Linked DNA regions of Homo sapiens: region 2 is linked to region 1. Evidence: read pairs that join two places in POLR2A ChIA-PET (ENCODE). Cell type or tissue: Panc1. All regions are shown on one strand. Each heading gives the region's core, and the rest is flanking DNA. Links, peaks and the distances in the headings are about the cores only.

What was found. ChIA-PET counts read pairs that join two places held together with the same protein. Peaks named below come from ENCODE experiments on the same cell type or tissue, not always from the same donor. Only the 100,000 strongest peaks of a DNase experiment are listed, where the experiment ranks them.
Region 2: POLR2A ChIA-PET joins it to region 1 with 5 read pairs; 2 of 35 experiments call an interaction of 5 or more read pairs at or near these places.

Annotation. Positions count from the first base shown.
Region 1 is chr21:29,212,576-29,223,177 of GRCh38, reverse strand. The region is part of intron 1 of LINC00189 (long intergenic non-protein coding RNA 189); the gene reads right to left. It also overlaps the pseudogene GAPDHP14. Among named protein-coding and RNA genes, the nearest start is that of LINC00189, 24 kb to the right of the region's middle. In Panc1, for the core only: no CTCF peak of the experiment used is centred there; a DNase peak (open chromatin) is centred at 5,177.
Region 2 is chr21:29,108,527-29,119,128 of GRCh38, reverse strand. It overlaps a transcript of MAP3K7CL not described here. Among named protein-coding and RNA genes, the nearest start is that of MAP3K7CL, 17 kb to the left of the region's middle. In Panc1, for the core only: no CTCF peak of the experiment used is centred there; no DNase peak of the experiment used is centred there.

The sequences.
Region 1 (10,602 bases), core at 1,804-9,803:
TGCTGATCCAGCATGGAAAGTGGAAGAGTAAATGTCACTGTTAAAGTTGGAGGAGACAGCCTGGTGCTCAGTGTAGCCCAAGATGCCCTTGAAGGGGCCCTCCAATGCCTGCATCACCACCTTCTTGATGTAATCATATTTGGCAGGTTTCTCCAGATGGCAGGTCAGGTCCATGACCGACATATTGGTGGTGAGGACATGCCAGTGAGCTTCCTGTTCAGCTTGGTAGATGCAGCACCAGTAGATGCACAGATGATGTTCTGGAGAGTCCCGCGGCTGTCGCACCACTGTTTCCCAGAGGGGCCATTCCCTGGTCTTGTAGGTGGCAGTGATGGCATGGACTGTGGTCATAAGTCATGATGCCAAAGTTGGCATGGATGACCTTGACCAGGGGTGCGAAGAAGTTGGTGGTACAGGAGGCATCGCTGATGATCTTGAGGCTGTTTTTGAACTTCTCATGGTTCACCCCCATCACGAACATGGGGTCATCAACAGACAGGGCAGAGATGATGACCATTTTGACTCCCTACTCTCAGTATGCCCCAGCCTTCTCCATGGGAGTGGGAGTGAAGATGCCAGTGGGCTCCCCAACATAATGAGCACTGGCATCACCCCATTTGCTTTTGGTGGGATCTTCCTCCGGGAACACGGTGATAGGATTTCCACTGATGACAAGTTTCCCATTCTCAGCCTTGCCAATGCCATGGAATCATACTGGAATATGCAGAGCATGTAGTTGAGGTCAATGAAAGGATCATTGATGACAACAATATCTGCTTCCCAAAGTTAAAAGCAGCCTTGGTGACCAGGCACTCAATATGGCCAAATCCGTTTAGTCTGACCTGCACTTCCACCATGGTGTCTCAGGGACACGGCTGACACTGCATGAGAAAATGTGGCTGCCAAACCGGAGGAGCAGAGAGCCTAATTTCCTTTTAAATACCTTAAGGATCTTGCTTATGAGCCCACACGTGGCCAAGATATCTTAAGCAAGGTTGCCAATCATTCATTAAGTGACAAACATTTCAATTTTACTACTTTTAATAAGTTCTACCATGTGTTTAAATATTGACCTAAATATAGTACTTTGGGCTTAAAAAGAAAAAAACACAATCCTTTTCAACTGAATGATCTACACTATGCTTCACAAGTAATCTCATGTCAATAACCATCCATTTTCTGAAACTCACTAACACTGTAATGGAGCCAGTTTATTGCCAAAAAGGAAAAGAAAAATGAAGCCCTTTGTACTCTACCAATTATTTCAATTTTCTTCTGATCTCAGCATGGCTCTGAGGCTGTGCCATCTTGGTGGCATGGTAAATTATTAGATATTTTCATGATACATTTTACTCAATGTCCATTCAAACATTAAAAAACTAATTTTCTCTCGAAGAGAAAAATCTGTTCTGGACTTCAGATAGGATAATTCTCCAGCATTCCTTAAATAGTGAGGTGCGTCATCAAACCCAAAGCGCCACACACTCAGGGTCCCTACAAAAATAGTCATTTTGTTTGCTCAGCTGCACATAACCCCACATATCTCAGCCCCATGCATGCTTGGTATATTTAGTAACCGCTCAAGTTGCTTATCTTTCTTTAGCATATTCTTTAATAATCCTAAGTAAAAAGTTTCTGCTGCTCCAAAAACACATTCCCATTTTGCTTATGGTCAATGTGTCTTGTGGTTTGAGATTCTTTCGCCCACTCTTACATTCAGGGAAGGTTATCACTTCTCCACAAAATTCCATTAAAGGAGCTTCGATAGGAGATGAGATCATATTTGCAATGCAGGAATTATTGGGCCTCTGCATCCACAAGTATAAGCATTGTGGTTACCACCTGCAGGCAGTATGACAGTCAAAATGACTGGGCAGATGGAGCCTGTTGCTTTGCTCCATCCAGTATGTCTTGCTTCTTACTTCTCAGTCGGTGATAAGGAGAATGAATGAGCAGGGTGATTTTCTATCAGTATATCCAAAATAGCCTGGCCCAGTGGCTCACGTCTGCAATCCCAGAACTTTGGGAGGCCCAGGCAGGTGGATCACTTGAGGTCAGGAGTTCAAGACCGCCCTGACTAACATGGTGAAACCTTGCGTCTGCTAAAAATACAAAAATTAGCTGGGTGTGGTGGCGGGAGCCTGTAGTCCCAGCTACTTGGGAGGCTGAGGTGAGACAATTGCTTGAACGTGAGAGGTGGAGGTTGCAGTGAGCCAAGATTGTGCCACTGCACTCCAGCCTGGGTGACAGAGTGAGATTACATCTCAAAAATAAAATAAAATAAATTCAAAATATTCGTGGTGCTTTCCGGATTTTAAGGAAAAGGGATGTATACCAAATGATTTCTAATAAGGCTTCAACTTATATTTCTAGGAAGACCAAAAGGAGGTGGTTGTATTTGTTCTTTTTTTTTTTTTTTCCTGTGAATAAGGAAGGAAACAGAAAGAAAGGTGTTTAAATAACAACATCTGAAATCTAGGTTCAATTGTGGAAGGATTTTTAAACCTATCAGTTAAATTTAGAGGTATTTTACTGAGTGAGACTTTTATCTTCCCGCATGGCAGGGTTCTAAAAAGTACCTGAATATTCATCAGAAAATAATGATTCACTTTAAACTCACAAATAATTCCTTTAAAAAAATGGACCCAGAAACTTCCTTCTGTCTTCTTCGTTAGTACTGATAGGTTATCTAATATTATGGTTAAAAATACAGACTCTGGAGCCAGACTACCTGAGCTCAAATCCCAGCTCTATCATTTTTGAGTTTGGTCAAGTTATTCAACCTTTTGGTGACTCATTTCCCTCACGTGTAAAAAGAATATTCATAGCACCTACATCAAAATGTTGCTGTAAAAAGTAGATATGTGAATTTAATGTGCCTGGCACATGGGGGGCACTAGATGTGATCGCTGCTAGTTTCAATAAACATCTTACATTTCACTTCTTTTCAGGATAAGATAGTTTAAATTTGACTTTCTTAATTTATTTATAGATGTGGCCTAGAAACACAGCATAAAGACAGAGAGAGAGGAACTTTTCTCTCTTCTTTTTAGGGTCTCACTCTGTTGTCAGGCTGGAGTGCAGTGGCGTAATCATAGTTTATTCCAGCCTGGCACTCCTGGGTTCATGTGATCCTCCTGCCTCAGCCTACTGGATAGCAAGGACTACAGGTGCACACCACCATGCCTGACCTAGGGGAACTATGAAATTCTACTATTGCTACTATTCTGTCATTTCTTATTATCCACCCATTTTATGTATTCACTCATTCATCCATTATTTGGCTTGTATTAAACACCTGTTATGGACCCTGCAAAGCGCAGGACCCTAAGGACACAAAGATAAATAAAATATAATCTTCAAGAAGGAAAAAGGACTCATGAACACAATGTAAGCACATCAGCGTCACGGGTCTTACGGTTTAAAACTAAACAGTGTGTGGTGGAAGTACCAGTGAGGGAGAGACTAATTCTAATCTGGAGAAAGGTTTAAAAAAGTTCAATAGAGAAGGGGATGCTCGGCTGAGTATGAAGAGCAAGGTTGCCCTGCAGTCTGGGTTGGTTTGATGACAGAGTCTTCCATGTAAAGGAGAACGTGGGAATAACCACAGCAGGTAACACAGAGGCCCTCCAACAACCTATTGGACTACACTGACACCAATTCTCCCACATGCTAGATAAAACAGCGTAAGGAAAAATGATTGAGCTTGAAAAAAGAAAACAGAAACAAACCCATAGGTTTAAGCAAGGAAGAGGGAAATTAAATACAGGCTAGTAAATAGAGCTGATGCAACAGCCTCTCACGGGGTTGTCAGGCCTGCTTAGCAATACAGCTGAGTTTTAATGTCCAGGCAGGAAGAGGGTAAGGACACTGACCCATGTGAGATCTGACATGGAGAGCTAGAGCTGAATCCTCTACATTTAGCCAGGCCCATCTGTTAAAAAGGAACTAGAAATACTCCACCCAAAAGCCTAGAGAGGTAGCAAGGAAGTTTGCCATCTACCCGCGACTCAGTAGGGAAAAAACGAGAAATTGCAAACCTAAGGCACACAAGCATGTAAGGCTCCAATTTATATTGTCCCCATGCTATCAAAATCCCAAGCTGGGACATTAACATAGAGCTGGTCTAGGACCCATAAAACCACTAGGAAACTGGCAAAACTGGTACTTCTACTACCTGGGAGTGGGAAGCGAATCAACCCCTGCTGAAAATGATCTCACAATAAAATAAGCAAATAAAACAAAACTCACCCACACACAGGCACACTAGGAAAAAATCCATCTCCACCACCATGAGAGTCAGTAAATGTAACAAGTCTGTAAAATATGGTTTAAATAATTAGGGAGATAAAAAAAGAAATAGAAACAACAATGAAAGAACAGGACAATGATGGAAAATGGCTACAGAAGTTCCTGCAGTGTGGTCCATTTAGATAATTACTTGTAATTCAGCATCTATAAAGCAGGTAGGTGGGGTGGAAAGTGCAGGGTTGTGAGGTAGTTGTGTGTATTGGTGGGGGACTGAGGGGAGAATGGAGAAGATGCATCAAGAGATAAGTCATGGAAGATCGAGAGGATTAAATTAAGTAAGGTCTTGGATGCCACCCTAAAAAAAATTTTATCCTTTAGCAAGGGGAAGACTTTGAAGACTTTTAATTAAAAAGTAATAAACAGATTTGTTTTGGAATATTCTCTTTGGCAGGAATTGGAAAATGATTGAAAGGAAACATGAATAGAGGAATAGAGACCATTCAGAAGATTTTTATAGTAGACCAGATGTCTTTAGTTCCAAGCTGCATTTATAGGCCCGAGAAATATTCAAATATATTTGTTAGAGTTCCAAACCTGGGTTTCACTGAGAACGTCAACAAAATCCCAAAGCTGAAGGACTACTCTCAACTTTACATTTAGGAAATATTGAATACACATGGAGCACTTATGCTGTCAGTTGGTGCACACGTTGGGCATACAGACATGAATAAAATATAGGCTGTGCATTTTCTCTTCTCCAAGTGCTCACAAACTAGCAGGATAATCAGACATGTAAATAAACAATCATTACACAATGTGATGTGGATAGGAGAATTATGAGCAGAGCACTGGGGAGACTGGAGGAAGTGGGATGTTGACAAAGGCGTTAAAGAGAAGAAGGCATTTGAACTGAATCATGAGGGGAGAATAACAACATTCAACATAGGAGGAATTTTGTAATTGCAAAGGCGCATAAATGTGTCATCAATATGATGTAATTCCAGGAAAATCTCATAAACCATATCCTGATGATATGCTGTCATATGAGTCATTACGTGAGATGAGAGGAGTCCAAAACTTGATCCTCAGGGAGCTTTTAACATATAACAATTCTTTATTTTGGAATATCATAATAATTTCAGAGGCATTCCATACTTGCTTTTTTTTTTTTTTTTTTGGAGACAGAGTCTTGCTCTGTCACCCAGGCTGGAGTGCAGAGACTCAATCTTGGCTCACTGCAGCCTCTGCCTCCTAGGTTCAAGAAATTCTCCTGCCTTAGCCTCCCAAATAGCTGGGATTACTGGTGTGCACCACCATGCCCAGCTAATTTTTGTATTTTTAGCAGAGACGAGGTTTCGCCATGTTGGCCAGACTGGTCTCGAATTCCTGACGTCAAGTGCTCCACCCGCCTCAGCCTCCCAAAGTACAGGGATTACAGACGTGAGCCCACCGCACCCGGCCCACACGTCCTCTTATTTTATCCCCACAATAACTCCGTGAGGTTGATCTTATTCTATCTACCTTGAGAGGAAGGAATTTCTTCATAAAATAGTAACTAAAAACAAGACTAACCCATGAGAAATAACAACCATTAAAGGCGAAGCAGTGCGGGTAACAGCAGTGGTAGGTCCAGAGTTGTTCCATCTCACAGGGAAATTCCCAGCTGTTCTGATCAGCTGCATGTAGGCCAGGATACCATGTTTTTCTTCCACGCTTTCTGCCCTGACAAGGCAACCAAGAAGCCTACCTTCTGTTCAGGGGACAAATAAGGACCCAACACTTTTAGATGGTGTGTTGTCCACGGGCATTGAGTCACTGAGGGCAAGTTGATTTCAAGCACAGTGTGGCATTGACTCCTTCCACTTCCTGGCACTCCTTCCATTTCCCGGTCCTCCTTCTACTTCCTGGTCCTCCTTCTACTTCCTGGCTTCACTCCGAAAAATCTGTTGCCTCCACACTTTTCTCTCATATCCCAATCACCCCTCTTCCATCTTCTCCTCACAGTCTCAGCCCCAGGTTCAGGTAGTCTTTACAAGCAAGTATCTGAAATGCTTAGATCAATGTGTGATTAGAGTTTACGGGTGCCCCTGGATTCACTGAAGGTAAGAAACAGAAGGAGAGGGAATTACACAGAGATCAGATTAATAGCCAAGATAATCCTGCCATATGTGTTGCAGCAACTTGAGGTCAGAGAAGAAACAGCTAATTTAAACTTAGATAATGTTTCAAGCCAAAAGGGGCTCGCATGGAAAAGATGCATTTGAAAAGAGATAATAGCTAATAAATTTGAGGACTGCTTGGGACCTTGGAGATCTTGGAATCTATCCTCTAACACCCCCACATCCTGGTGGGAAAAGCCATATATGCAAAGATCCAGCCTGGACCACATGGAGCCCTGTGAGGAGATAGACCTACCAGAGGAAGTCTTTAATGCCAAGAAATGGTTGGGAAACAGGCATCAACTCAGGAAGATGCTGATAAATATACACCTGTGAATAATGAACGCTTCCTTTGACAGGCAGAGCCAATATTACCATTTTACTGAGCACATAATTCTTGTCCATTAAAGAGTCCATTCTCTTGATGACCTAGGAGACCATAGGGGAACAGATTGTTCTTAAACGTGTACTATTTTCTTAACATGATATTCATTGTATCTTTCCACTCACAAGTACATTAGAATTAGTGAGGCTTAACTTGCTTCCTCTTAGTAGTAAATTACACATCTTTGATTGAACATCAGATCTTTAGACCACTAGCAAACTATTGAGCAGATTACTATTCCACCACAATATACTATCATTCAACTATGTAAAAAGACTTTGAGTTTTGCCATACACAAATATACTCTAGATGTGAAACTAAGTCAGTAAACCACTCTTAGTTTAGTAGAGGAGAAGCTGCAAACTAGAGCCTTAGAAGCAAATCTGTGTGCCATCTGTTTTGTAAATAAAGTTTCATTGGAACACAGCCGCACCCAGTCATTTACAGATTGTCTATGGCTGCTGTCCTGCTACAACAGCAGAGTTAAGTAGTTGTGAAAGAGTCCAGATGGCCAACAAAGCATAACATATTTACTCTCTGGCCCTTTACTGAAATAGTTTGCCCATTCCTGGAGAGCGTTAGTTTTGTTGCTTGTAAAATGTGATCAGAAATGGATCCTAATCTTACCTATTTCTCTCTATTCAATAAACATTTATTGAGCACCTACTATGTGATAGGCACTTTGGAAGAGGGGTAACAAAGAAGAGTAAGACATGGTTCCTTCCGAGAACATTGTAAGGACTGAGAAAGAGGTAACACGGATAATTTCAAGGTGCATATGAAGTACCGAGATAAGGGTATGCATTAATACTATCAAGTCAAAATAGGAGAACTTAGTAGAAACTGGCAAAGGCATTATGGAGAGATGAGACCAGAGCCAAGTGATAAAAAATGAGTAGTATTTTTTATGTTGCATAACCTAACAATATTGTATTGTATACTTACAAACCTACTAAGAGTATTTTTCATGTTAAGGATTCTTATCACCAAAAATATAATAATAATAAATGAAGAGGGTAGATGGAAACTTTCGGAGGTGACGAATAGGTTTGTACCATAGATTGTGGTGATGGTTTCATGGGTATATACTAATCTCCAAACTCATTAAGTTGTACACATTAACTATGTATGGCTTTTTGTATAGCAGTCTTACCTCAAGTAATTTTTTTTAACGAGTAGGAATTAACCAATGAAAGTGCTGAAAAAAAATTGGGAGGATTCAAGGGACTTTTTTGCAGCCAAAGGCCAAAAATGGACTCTTTTTGCATTTCTGCTGAAACAATCTTTACTAAGTTCATGGATGCCTCCGGCTGCAAGGGAGCGGGAGGAGTGTCTTGTATATTACACGCTTTGCATGGTTTAGTTTATAATGAGAACTTGCTGCTTAAAGACTAATGAAGACAAAGAAAATAATGAAAAGCTTTAAAATTAAACTTGTGTGAAAGCTTTAGTCTCCAGGAAACTCTAGTCATTTTTAAAAAGCCACTTAGGATTTACTGATAAATAATTCTACTTGCAAAGAATAGAAACATCGTTTATTAAATCTGGACAATATTTACTATATAATAGGGTATGAAATAAAATTTTTCCGTTATCTTATTTTTGGCTGAGCCCCCAAAACCAATTCAATAGATGTCAAATAACCTCCTAGAAGGAATTCTTTATAGGCTTGTCTATGTGGTGTGAACTGAAGAGAGCAAAGAAGGTGTACATTTGGTGCCTGAGAGATACCACATAAGAATGTCTTTTTACCCCCAACAAGAACACTATCGGGAATTACTTTTTCTTGGCAGTGAGTAGAAAGTGAAGCCCAAAGGTCTAGGACAAAAGACACACAAATGTTGTCAGGATTTACAAGGCATGGGAGATCCAGAACATGGTAAACGGCATTGGAAGGTTGAAATGGAGTATACGGTATAGAAGAAGGGTCAGGGGACAAATAGGAAGTGGAAAGACTAAGGGCTTGTTTTCCCATACACAGGTGTGTCTAAGTGTCTGTATGTGTGTCTCTGTGTGTGTCTATGTGTGTCTGTGTGTCTGTATGTGTCTATGTGTGTATCTGTGTGTATGTGTCTACGTGTGTGCCTGATGTGTCTGTGTCTGTATGTCTGTGTGCATGTGTGTGTGCCTGTGTCTGTGTATATGTCTGTGTGTCTGTATGTCTGTGTATATGTCTGTGTGTCTGTGTGTGCATGTGTGTCTGTATGTGTGTCTCCATATGTGTCTGTGTGTCTGTGTGTGTCTGTGTGTGTCTGTGTGTGTCTGTGTGTGCCTGTGTATATGTGTGTGTCTGTATGTGCCTGTGTCTGTATGTATCTGCGTGTGTGTCTGTGTGTCTGCAGTGTCTGTACTTGTGTCTGTGTGTCTGTGTGTGTGTCTATGTGTGTCTGTGTGTGTCTGTATATATGTCTGTATGTGTTTGTAGTGTCTGTATTTGTGTCTGTGTGTCTGTGTGTGTCTGTCTGTGTCTGCATGTGTGTCTGTGTGTCTGCAGTGTCTGTACTTGTGTCTGTGTGTGTGTCTGTGTGTGTGTCTGTATGTTATATGTCTGTATGTGTGTTTGTATTGTCTGTATTTGTGTCTGTGTGTGTGTCTGTGTGTGTGTGTGTGTGTCTGTGTCTGTATGTGTGTCTGTGTATGTGTCTGTGTGTATATGTCTGTGTATGTGTCTGTGTGTGTGTCTGTGTCTGTATGTCTGTGTCTGTGTATGTGTCTGTATGTGTCTGTGTGTGTCTATGTGTTTGTGTGTTTGTGTGTGTGTGTGTGTGTGTGAGAGCATGTATCTATGCCTCCATGTGTGGCAGCAGCAAGGAATGCAGAGGGTTGCAGGGGCAAAGCAGGTGGGATATTGCCAAAAAGAGGAAATCAACTATTTTGCATGAGTGTGTAAGAGTTCAACTTTTCCACATTTCAATGTCTCTTTATCCATTTTCCAAAATCATCTTAATTCTATAATTGAAAGGTAAATATATTTAAATCCCATGAAGGTACTTCCACATATTAGTGTACATCGTGGGCTATTCTGAGGTGATTCATGCTTCAGAGAAGATGAATATTGGTATTTTTTTGCATCTTAGTATGGAGGGTTAGGAAAAATATTTTAAATGTATTTATAGTCCTTGTTCTTTCTAAATCGTGTACCTCACAATTTTGAGATTTTTCCAACCAGAGACAATTAATTAGTTCAGTGGAATTATCATGGTGCACCAGTTTCAAAACTTAAAGAGAGTTTTAGAATATCTGTGTATGATTTGCTAGGAGGTGACTTGAACCTCATCTACTTCACCTTCCTTCAGTTTCCATTCAGGAGGAGTACAAAGATTAATAGGGATTTCTTTGTATGTTTGTCCCACCTCCCCCTGGGAGAGTAGCTGGAGCGCTTCTCTCCCATTCTCATATTGCCTTAGTTAGTTCAGACTGCCATAACAAAAATGTCATAGGCTGAGTGGCTTAGGCAACAGAAATTTATTTCTCACAGTTTTGGAGGCTGGAAGTGAAGACCCAGGTGCAGGCTGAATCAGTTCTTGGTATGTCCTCACATGGTGGAGAGAGAGGAAGCAAGCGCTCTCCTGTCTCTTAAAAGGGCACCAGTCCCATCATGAGGGCTCCACCTAATTACCTCCTGAAGTCTCCACCTCCTCATACCATCATCTTAGGGATTACAGTTTCAGCATATGAATTTAGGCGGGGCGGGGGACACACGTTCAGTCCATAGCGCATGCCAAATGAGAGTCTTCAGAATAACTGCTTATAGAGACTGGGGTGTCTGGCAGGAAGGGAGTAAGACAGCTTACCACTACCACACCC
Region 2 (10,602 bases), core at 856-8,855, 100 kb after region 1:
GGGTATTTGTGTGTGGGATGGTGTGGGGATGCAGGGAGAGAGCCAAATCCTCATCCTCCATGGGGAGAAGCCAATAGATAATGGCCGAGACTGGTAAAAGCAAGAAATAGTCATGCAAACACATCTCATAAAAGTGGGAAGTAAAGACCAGCACCATCATCTAGACAGTGTTTACCTCTGGAATGGGGAATATGGGAAGTAGGAGGGCTGAGCCCTCTTGGGATTTTTGTAATAAATCTTGCAGAACTATTTGACTCCTTAACATATGCGCATGCACAACTTAAAGAAAAATTAAAATGTTTAAAGATCCATTTGTTGGCTCACTCTTGCCTAAAGAATCACGTCTTTAGTTTGGCATCCAAAGCCCTTCATAATTTGTCCTCCTTTCCTCCATACTCATCTCATGCTCCCACCTTCCCTACAGTGGGGTCACACCGAACTTCTCTCAGTGTTTTCAGATACTATGGCCTCATTGCCAACTTTGTGCCTTCACAGATCAAGGCCCTCACTCCTGTCACCTTGTCTGTGTAGTCATTTCAACCCCTGTCCTCCCAAAACCCTTTGTTCATTCTCCTGCTAATGCACTGAGTACCACATTGTGCTGCTTCCATTTACCATCCCACTGTCACCCCCAATTCAACCAAAGACACATGATCAGTGCCTTGCCCTTAGCAGGGCCTCAGTAAATATTTCTGGAACTAAATTGAACCTGGGATGCAAGTGCCTAATAGGGAAGGTACCCATAAAAGTCAGGGACACACATGGAGAAAAGTTAAGACACTTTGGGAGGCCGAGGCAGGCAAATCACCTGAGGTCAGGAGTTCAAGACCAGCCTGCTCCACATGGTGAAACGCTGTCTCTACTGAAAATACAAAAATTAGCCAGGTGTGGTTGCACGCACCTGTAATCCCAGCTACTCAGGAGGCTGAGGCAGGAGAATCACTTGAACCAGGAGGTGGAGGTTGCAGTGATCTGAGATCATGCCACTGTACTCCAGCCTGGGCAACAGTGCAAGAGTCCGTCTCAAAAAAAATTTTTTTAATTTAAAAAAATTAAATTAATACTCTCTAAAGTTTCTTACAATTCTAAATTGTAGTAGGTGGAGCCAGTCCCTGAATAAAAAAATAATTATCCACAGAATTTCTTCTCTGGTTTTAATTCTGTAAAGATTCAACTGGTTTGTAACAAACCAAAAATACATTTTACAGCAGTCGTCAAGAAAAGAACAGAATAAAGATAATCTCTTCTTCCTGTGGAAGGTAGTTACCAACACAACCCTCAATTTTACTGCCAAACCCATTTAGTCATCGGATATTTGGTACCCGAATAAAATCCATTCAGTCCCTGATCACACTGTGAAACCTGAGGACATTCAAAAAAGTGACAAGAAAGAGATCATGTTTTGTTCATAAAAACATTTTTCAAATTAAGCCATCACATCCTAAAATAGTAGATTAGAATCACCCAGCAGGACTTCTTCCTGAAAGCATGCAAATGCACAATCCTTGTTTAGAAGTGAGTGTCAATTACTTGTGCAGACACAAAAATGACTAATCACTGGGGCCTAATAAGGCACCTGTCAATTTTCCTTTTTTTAGCTTAGCTACTTTCAATTCACAGGAGTTGTCCAATACAAACAGCATTTTGCTGACAGTTTTGTGTGTGCTTCAGCAGTGATAGCATTCAAACTAAAATGGAGCATCAGATATTTCTATCCACTTCTTAAAAATACATTTTAAGAATTACAGTATTAACCACAAATGAATGGCTGCCCAGCCTCACAAATGAGATACAGAAATAGCATTGTTAAGTCCATCAGAGAAGGAATAGCTTTCCATCACCGCTCCAGCTAAATGGGAATGAAGATTTCCTAGAAGAGTCCACAAATAGAAAATGACATTTTCCTGGAACAGAAAAATTCTAGTGAAGGACAGGAGATTATCTTCTTTTGAGATTTAAGGATCTTATAATGTATATTAATTATATTAAATTAAATTAAATTATGTCAAATAGAAGAAATATATTGATAGTTAAGACAGATTTCACAGATGCTTTTGTGTTTGAAATAAGAGTATGCATTATTAAACCACAAAAAGCCTTACTCAAGGTGAGCATGACAATAATTAGAATCAAAGTGATATTTCACCAGTTGCCAAATTAATCTAAACAATTCAAATTAGACAAGTGTGTTCTGCAGGGCCCTTTATGGCCTAAGTACCATGGCAATGGAAGTTATTTATATATCAGGAAATCATTCCTGAACATGAAAAAGTATATTGCTTTAAAAAGCTTTTTGGACTAACTATAGCTGATTCACACCCTGAATGATAAAATTATTTATATATTCAAATTTTTAAAGAACTCTTTGAAGAGCCTAATTAGCATGCTTTTAGTATTCTTTTTCCAAATTTAGATTCTGAAATTCAGAATGAACAAGAATGACATTCCCTGTTTATCAAGAAAAACTAAATGAAGATGAATCAGAATACAGACAGAAGTTTGTACTCTCTTTGGGTTTCTTAAAGGAAGACTTTAGGAAAATTTTATCTGTCATTGACCTGAGATATTTTTAATAATTTTCTTTAAGGACACATTAGGAACAAAAAAAATAGTCATTTCAACGAGATCTTTCCATTTGTGGCTACATGGGCAGTAGGAAAGAATTGAGGCCCATGTGATTCTGTTACTAATGTTAGAGCTAGAAGGCTTCTTTCAGATCATCTAAATCATCCTCTGATTTTACTCGAGAAAACTCATCCATCATTTATATTTACATTTATATTTTTTAAATATTTGTACTTATAAGTTTTCTTCACGTGTTGCTACCAAGATCCCAGATGTCATTTACTTGACTCTTCTAAATTCATGTGACTTAACAAGGTAAGAATCTCATGGCTTGTTCAGTGACAGAGTTAGTATAGCTGAAGATTTATTGTAGCCTGCTATAGCACTGGAAATAGAAATAACGAATAAAAACAAAACTCATGAACTACCCGTCGCCACTGTTTACTGTTGCACATGGGATATAGAAAAGCATTCAAAAATGCTGATTCAATGAAAGAGCTTCACGGAAGAAACCACTAGAGTATACATAAGTAAACTATGCAGAAAGCCACGGAACAGATCGAATCCAAGGCTCGCTTTACCACCAATTCACTGCGTTACTCTGAGCTAGTAACAATTTCTCTGGTTCCCAGATTACTCCTCTGTCATTTTTTAGATTCAATTAATGTTTACATAGACTGCATATGTGTCAGGTAGTACATTAAGGGCTTTAAATAGAATAATTAATTTAGTTCTCACAGTGATCCTGCGAGCAGGGCCAGCTTCCTGGCAAGTGTCACAGGGCCCATGCTCAGAGGGGTCCCACACTTGGTTTGATGCTATGCTGCTGCCGTCTTGAAAGGTGAACAAGGGGCCCAGCATTTTCATTTCATTGAGATTTGAACAAGAGTCTGGAAGCTATGGAACCAGTCCTACCTATGAGGCAAGAACTATTATCACCCCAGTTTTACAGATGGGGAAATGGAGGTAAAGGGAGGTCAAATAACCTGCCTACGGTCAAAAAGCTAGTCATTTTTGAAGTCAAGTTTCACATCCAGGCCATGACTGTGACCACTCTGGCCCCCTGCACTCAGGGATAACTCTGGAGGCCTTTATAGCTAAGTTCCCTGATATTTCTGCAATTCCAACTAAGGCCCTCTACTAAAAAGAATGTTGATTTCACTCTTTCCTCCTTCCATCAATGCTTTTTATAGATGCAGAATTGCAGTGAATAGAGAAAAACACAAACAAGCCAAATCTGAAAAAAGAACTGCTTAGCTAAATGAAAGGTGAGATGGTTTTAAATGGTCGTAGCAGGGGCTTAGCTATTTAAATGACAAGCTAAACAGGATACCTTTTGGGCTATTTCAGACTCTGATCCTCAAATTAGAGTTTTTAGGAGTGGGATCTAGAGCCCTACATGGGGAAGACCAAGTTAGCCCGGCATGATGAGGCCACAGCAGAGGCGGGACACATCAAAGGAAGCACTCTGCACTGCCTTATATAGACGTGAAAACAGCCCAAACCCCCTGCTGTCCAATGGGCAAACATAAATAAATGGTTTGCATCAGCTGAGGATCAAATACTAAAGAAAACAGTCAAGATTTCCTCAGGGCTCTGTGTCAAAGGTCAAGTCTCCTGTAGAGAGAAGCATCTGGCCTCCTGTGGCTCCTAGATTTTCTTGTCCAAGTCTTTCCACACCCACCTTCTATCGAAAGTAACCTTGGGTGACTCACTTTGACTAGAATATTTGAGCTCAAGGGGATGGAATGTAGACATTCCCATTAATCCAGGGCCTGGTCTACACCCTACAGTCTCTGAGAGTTTATTATTATTATTATTTGCCGTCATTTAGGTTTCCATCTATACTCTGCTTTTGAATTTTAAAAATCATAGCCAGGTGCAGTGGCTCATGCCTGTAATCCCAGCACTTTGGGAAGCCAAGGCAGGTGGATCTTTTGAGCCCAGGAGTTTGAGACCAGCCTGGGCAACATAGCAAGAACCTGTCTCTACAAAAAATACAAAGCTTAGCCAGGTGTAGTGGCTCACACCTGTAGACTCAGCTACTTGAGAGGCTGAGGTGGGAGGATCAATTGAGCTCGAGAGGTCGAGGTTGCAGTGAGCCGTGATTGCACCACTGTCCTCCAGCCTGGGTGGCAGAGCAAGGCCCTGTCTCAAAAATAAATAAAAAATAAATAAATATAAAAACAAAATAAGGCCTGGCATGGTGGCACACACCCGTAATCCCAGCACTTTGGGATGCCGAGGTGGGCAGATCAATTTTGACCAAGAGTTCGAGACCAGCCTGGTCAACATGGCGAAACCCTGCCTCTACTAAAAATACAAAATTTAGCTAGGCATGGTGGCGCATGCCTGTAGTCCCAGCTACTTGGGAGGCTGAGACATGAGAATCTCTGGAACCCAGGAGGCAGAGATTGCAAAGAGCCGAGATTGCGCCACTGCACTCCAGCCTGGGTGACAGAGCAAGACTCTGTCTCAAAAATAAGTAAATTATTTAATTTAATTTAATTAATTAGAATAAAACTCTCCTTTTATTTAACTCCCAAATATAGATCAATGAAAAGGCACCCCAGATTTGGGCAGAAATGATACCTCTAAAAAGAACCACAGAAGCTGCTATTCTAAACCAAGCACACTCCTTCCTCATTGCCAAATGCCCTCGCCCAGTGCAGACCAGAACCATATGAGCAACACTGAACAGGCCAGCAATTGATGCTTAAGTAGGCATTATATGGCCGGGCGTGGTGGCTCATGCCTACAAGTAATCCCAGCACTTCAGGAGGCCGAGGCAGGCAGATCATCACCTGAGGTCAGGAGATTGAGACCACTCTGACCAACATGGTGAAACCCCATCTCTACTAAAAATACAAAAATTAGCTGGGCATGGTGGCACACCTGTAATCTCAGCTACAGGGGAGGCTGAGGCAGGAGAATTGCTTGAACCTGGGAGGCAGAGGTTGCAGTGAGCTGAGATTGTGCCACTGCACTCCAGCCTGGCACAAGAATTGCTTGAGCCCAGGAGGCAGAGGTTGCAATGAGCTGAGATCATGCCACTGCACTCCAGCCGCAGTGAGCACAGAGCGAGCAACCAGGTGGATTGTTCAGATTTACACATGCCAAGAGAAAGAGAGATGGGGGAAGGCCTCTGGGAGAACAGTGAAGGAAGTCCAAATTCAAGTCTGAAGTCAGTCTGGAGCTAAAAATTACAATTTCCCAACTAATATTGCATGAGTTGGAAGAAAGGAAGGCCACGTTGAGGTCCAAAATAGTGGCATAAAATATTTAATAGAATAAATATCTTAAAGCACAAAGCAAAAATATACACGATGGAAATTATGAAGAAAAAGAATTTTGAGAGAAAATGGTCACAATCCAAAAATCCTATATCCAAACCACCTGCCAGTTTAAATCATAATGAAATTCCAAGGCACAGAGGAAGAGGAAAAGAAAATAAGATATAGATAAATGGGGCCGGGCGCAGTGGCTCACGCCTGTAATCCCAGCACTTTGGGAGGCCAAGGCGGGTGAGGAGTTTGAGACTAGCCTGGCCAACATGGCAAAACCCGTCTCTACTAAAAGTAACAAAAATTAGCTGGGTGTTGTGGCACAGGCCTGTAATCTCAGCAACTCGGGAGGCTGAGACAGGAGAATCGCTTGAACCCAGGAGGCAGAGGTTGCAGTGGTGCGCACTCTAGCCTGGGAAACAGAGTGAGACTCCATCTCAAAAAAAAAGAAAAAAAAAAAATTTCCAAAGGTCTCGTTTGCTGGGAGGAAAGGCAGAAGAATGAAGAAATGTATTCTGATGGAGGGAGAAAGCATGAAGTTTAAAAGACATCTGGATTAGGGAAATAATTGGTATCTTGTTTTCAAAAATCATAAAGAAAGATCTATGTAATTATGAGAGACAGGAAGGGAACACAGAATGAAAAAATATACTAATTATCAAGGGAAAAGAAAGAAACTGAACTTGATCAAACCTACCAAAGAAAGGGAAAAAAGAAAATAACATAAAAATGTATAAAATAAATAAATATAAAGTCAGATATATGAGATAAAATCTAATACATCAATCATTAAACTACAAAGCAGAGAGTGGGTTTTTTAAAAAATCCTAGGTTAATACTAATTGCAAGGAAGACACATAAAACAAAGTAATAAAAGAAAAATTTGCTGCTGTAAGGATTGAAGAGTGCATCTAATTTCAGTCCTTCCAAAAACTATAATGAAAGATTTTTTTATGTTTTATTTTATTTTATTTTAATTTTTTGAGACAGAGTCTTGCTCTGTCGCCAGGCTGGAGTGCAATGGCGTGATCTCAGCTCACTGCAACCTCTGCCTCCTGGGTTCAAGCGATTCCCTTGCCTCAGCCTCTTGAGTAGCTGGGACTACAGGTGCACGCCACCACACCTGGCTAATTTTTTTGTATTTTAGTAGAGATGGGGTTTCACCATGTTGGCCAGGATGGTCTTGATCTCCTGACGTCAGGTGATCCTCCCGCCTAGGCCTCCCAAAGTGCTGGGATTACAGGTGTGAGCCACCGTGCCTGACCTAACAAAAGATTTTGCAATGAAAGAAGACAGAGCTTTAAGGACGTGGAGGATTGGAGAGGAGGCAATACAAAGTCTGGGTTTGGAAAGCAGACATAAGAATGAGAGCTGGCTTAGCACATCAGTGGGTTTAAGTCATCCATGGGAAAGGTGAAGAATCAACTTGATTTGCAACACAGTATTCACAAAAAGCTCAGGAATGGGAGGCACTAGGTGCCTCTGGAAGTGGGGGCAAAGTGAGAAACTAAAATAAGGATGGTTTGAAATCTGTTTAAGACACAGTCAGACTCTTCAATCCCTTTCTACTCCACCCTCCTTTCCTCACCCCAGAGTTAGGCTTCATTCTTTGGAGAAGGGGGAAGAAAGGCTGTCTCCCTACACCAGCCTGGACTTAAGGGGGATTAAGTGAAAACACGTAGACTTCCAGTCCTTCTCAAAATCCACAATGCAAACAGTCAAGCTCTCACCCTCCAGGCAAGAGATGAAGATTCTTCTCAAGAGACTTGGACAAGAAGATAGATCTAAACATGTTGATGTGGTGCAGTGGGAAGGGGGACAATGGAGGGGTAGGGAATAGAGCTCCTCACCAATCCAAACAGTGGGGTCACTCTGTACTCCATAAGCCCACCTGACACACCCAGAACACCAGCCAGCCTCTTAGCTCCCCACTGTTAAATAAGAGCAGACAACTAAGGATGATGAGACATCCAAGGAACGTTTTTTGTTGTTGTTGTTGTTGTTGTTTTGTTTTTTCTTTTTTTGAGAAGGAGTCTCGCTCTGTCGCCCAGGCTGGAGTGCAGTGGTGTGATCTCGGCTCACTGCAACCTCCACCTTCCGGGTTCAAGCAATTCTTCTGCCTCAGCCTCCCGAGTAGCTGGGACTACAGGCACTCACCACCACGCCTGGCTAAGTTTTTGTATATTTAGTAGAAATGAGGTCTCACCCTATTAGACAGGATGGTCTTGATTTCCTGGCCTTGTGATCCGCCCACCTCAGCCTCCCAAAGTGCTGGGATTACAGCCGTGAGCCACTGCGCCCAGCCCCCAAGGAACATTTTTTACATGGAAGACAGGGACCAAAAACAGCAATGAGAGACAATGCTGAGAGTGAGAGAACTCTTTTTAAAATATATACGTTCAGATTTAAGATATTGCATCCATGAAATACGAATAGAATAGCATTTTTAAAAGAAACATTCAGAGAACAAAAAGAAGTTCTTCACAATTAAGAACATGAAAGCAGAAATGAAAAATTCAATAGAAGGGGTGGGACATGAAGTTTAGGAACTACCAGCAAATAGAACAAAAAGGTACAGAGATGGCCGAGTGTGGTGGCTCATGCCTATAATCCCAACACTTTGGGAGACTGAGCGGGGGTGGATCATTTGAGATCAAGAGTTTGAGACCAGCCTGGCCAACATGGTGAAATTCCATCTGTACTAAAAATATAAGAATTAGGTGGGCCTGGGGGCACACACCTGTAATCCCAGCTACTTGGGAGACTGAGGCAAGAGGATTGCTTGAACTGGGGAGGTGGAGGTTGCAGTGAGCTGAGATCACGCCACTGTACTGCAGCCTGGGCAACAGATAGAGACCCTGCCTCAAAAAAAAAAAGATACAGAGATAAAAAACGGAGCAACAGGATGATAAGAACATTAGAGCATTAGTCCCCCAAGCATCTGAATATAGAAATTCCAGAAAGTGAAAAAGTAGACGTACCTCAAAGTTAATGACTTTAGTCAAAATTGTAATTGATGTGAGTGATGGAGGGATATGGTGGCAAAGAAATATGAATATATGTTCTAATAGTGGATGTGTTTTTTATTTATGGAAAATAGATTAATTTTGTGTTTAAAGAAAAATGGCTGGTTGCTGTAGATGTAATGGAAGATAGTAAAAGAAAAAACGTGAATGGTTAAAAGTTATACAAGGCTTGAAGAAAAGTAAAAATATGCTCAAATTTACTAATAGTCACAGAAATGCAAGTAAGTACACAGTATCATATCACTTTATACAGCATTGTACTCATAACATTCTAAAAATAGATAACATCTCTTGTTGGTGGGTTTGCAGGAGAAATCTACTACACATTGCTAGATTAATGTCTTCTTGGAGAGCAATCTGACAATAACAGAAGACAAATTCAACATACCCTTTGACCCAGAAATCCCACTCCTGGGAGTCTACACTATGTATATATATAAGAAGCAGCAGCAGAACGTAAGATATAAGTAAAAGACACTTTATTAGACCATTGTACAATTTTGCCTAGGGCCAGCTTGAGATATAACTGTTTGTATAAGGTTTGTATAAGGTTGCAGTGAGCCGAGATCATGCAGAGAACCCTAAATGCAGAGTAATTATCACTTATAGACATTCATCATTACTATATCAACTCTGTGACGAGGGGAATAATGTGCTATTTACATTAAATGTGCAGTTTATAAATCAAAAAATGGATTTCAGTAGAGTAAAGTACTTATGGAATTGCTGGTCAAAATCTATTCCTGTATCTCTGCCAACAACTGTTAACAAAGAGAACAACCGAATGCTGAGATGGGGGTTTTGCCAGAAGTCTCACACTTAGTGAAATACTTAACACCTCCTGGCTGAGCATTTTTTAAAGCTCTCTCTGATTTCAAGGAGTTGATCTATCTTTCTATTACTAATGAAAATCAAATTAATTACTAGAAGGAATAGTGATCATGGCATTAATTAAATGGGCACAAAATAAGCATTACACACACATGCACTATCTGGTTGTATATATGGAATTTCTTCTTCCTCGGAGCTCATAGCACTTAATACTTACCCACCCTTCCCTATGTCCATACCTGCAGTCCGCACTGGTGGAAAGGGCGTTAGGGAAGAGGAAGAAACAAGCATCTTCAGTCAGGCCCAGGTGGTCTTCATAATTTGGAAATGAAATGATGAACAAGGTTTCTCTGATAGGATCCAGGAAGGTTACGAATGTCAACCTAGTAGGAAGTAGAATTTTCTGATTCTAGAAAATTATTTGGGTCCAGCCGACATTGAATTCAGATTCAAGTTGACCTTCAAGACTGTAACCAAAGCATTCATGCATTTCTCATTTTGACTAATTTTCACACCATTGGAGCTGACTGAACACTGCAAAATTATTTTTGACTGTTTCATTTGACCTCCTAAACATTCTACAGTTTATTCTACTGAGGCAGGGAGATGAATAACACCACCAACAATACTTATGTTTTCCTTTACAGTTTGCAAAACATCTTCTCATACTTCATCTCATTGGAACTCCCAACAGTGCTGTGAGATGGCACCAACAAGACAGGGATTATTATGATGCTAATTTGACAAATGAGGATACTGGGACTCAGAGAGGGGAGTGGTTTGTCCAAACATACCCAGATGCTGTAAGGTATACTGCACTTTAAATTCAGTTCTTCTAAGGTTACATTCAGTACTGATATAAGCACAGGGAAATATGTATTTTTTTATATACTACT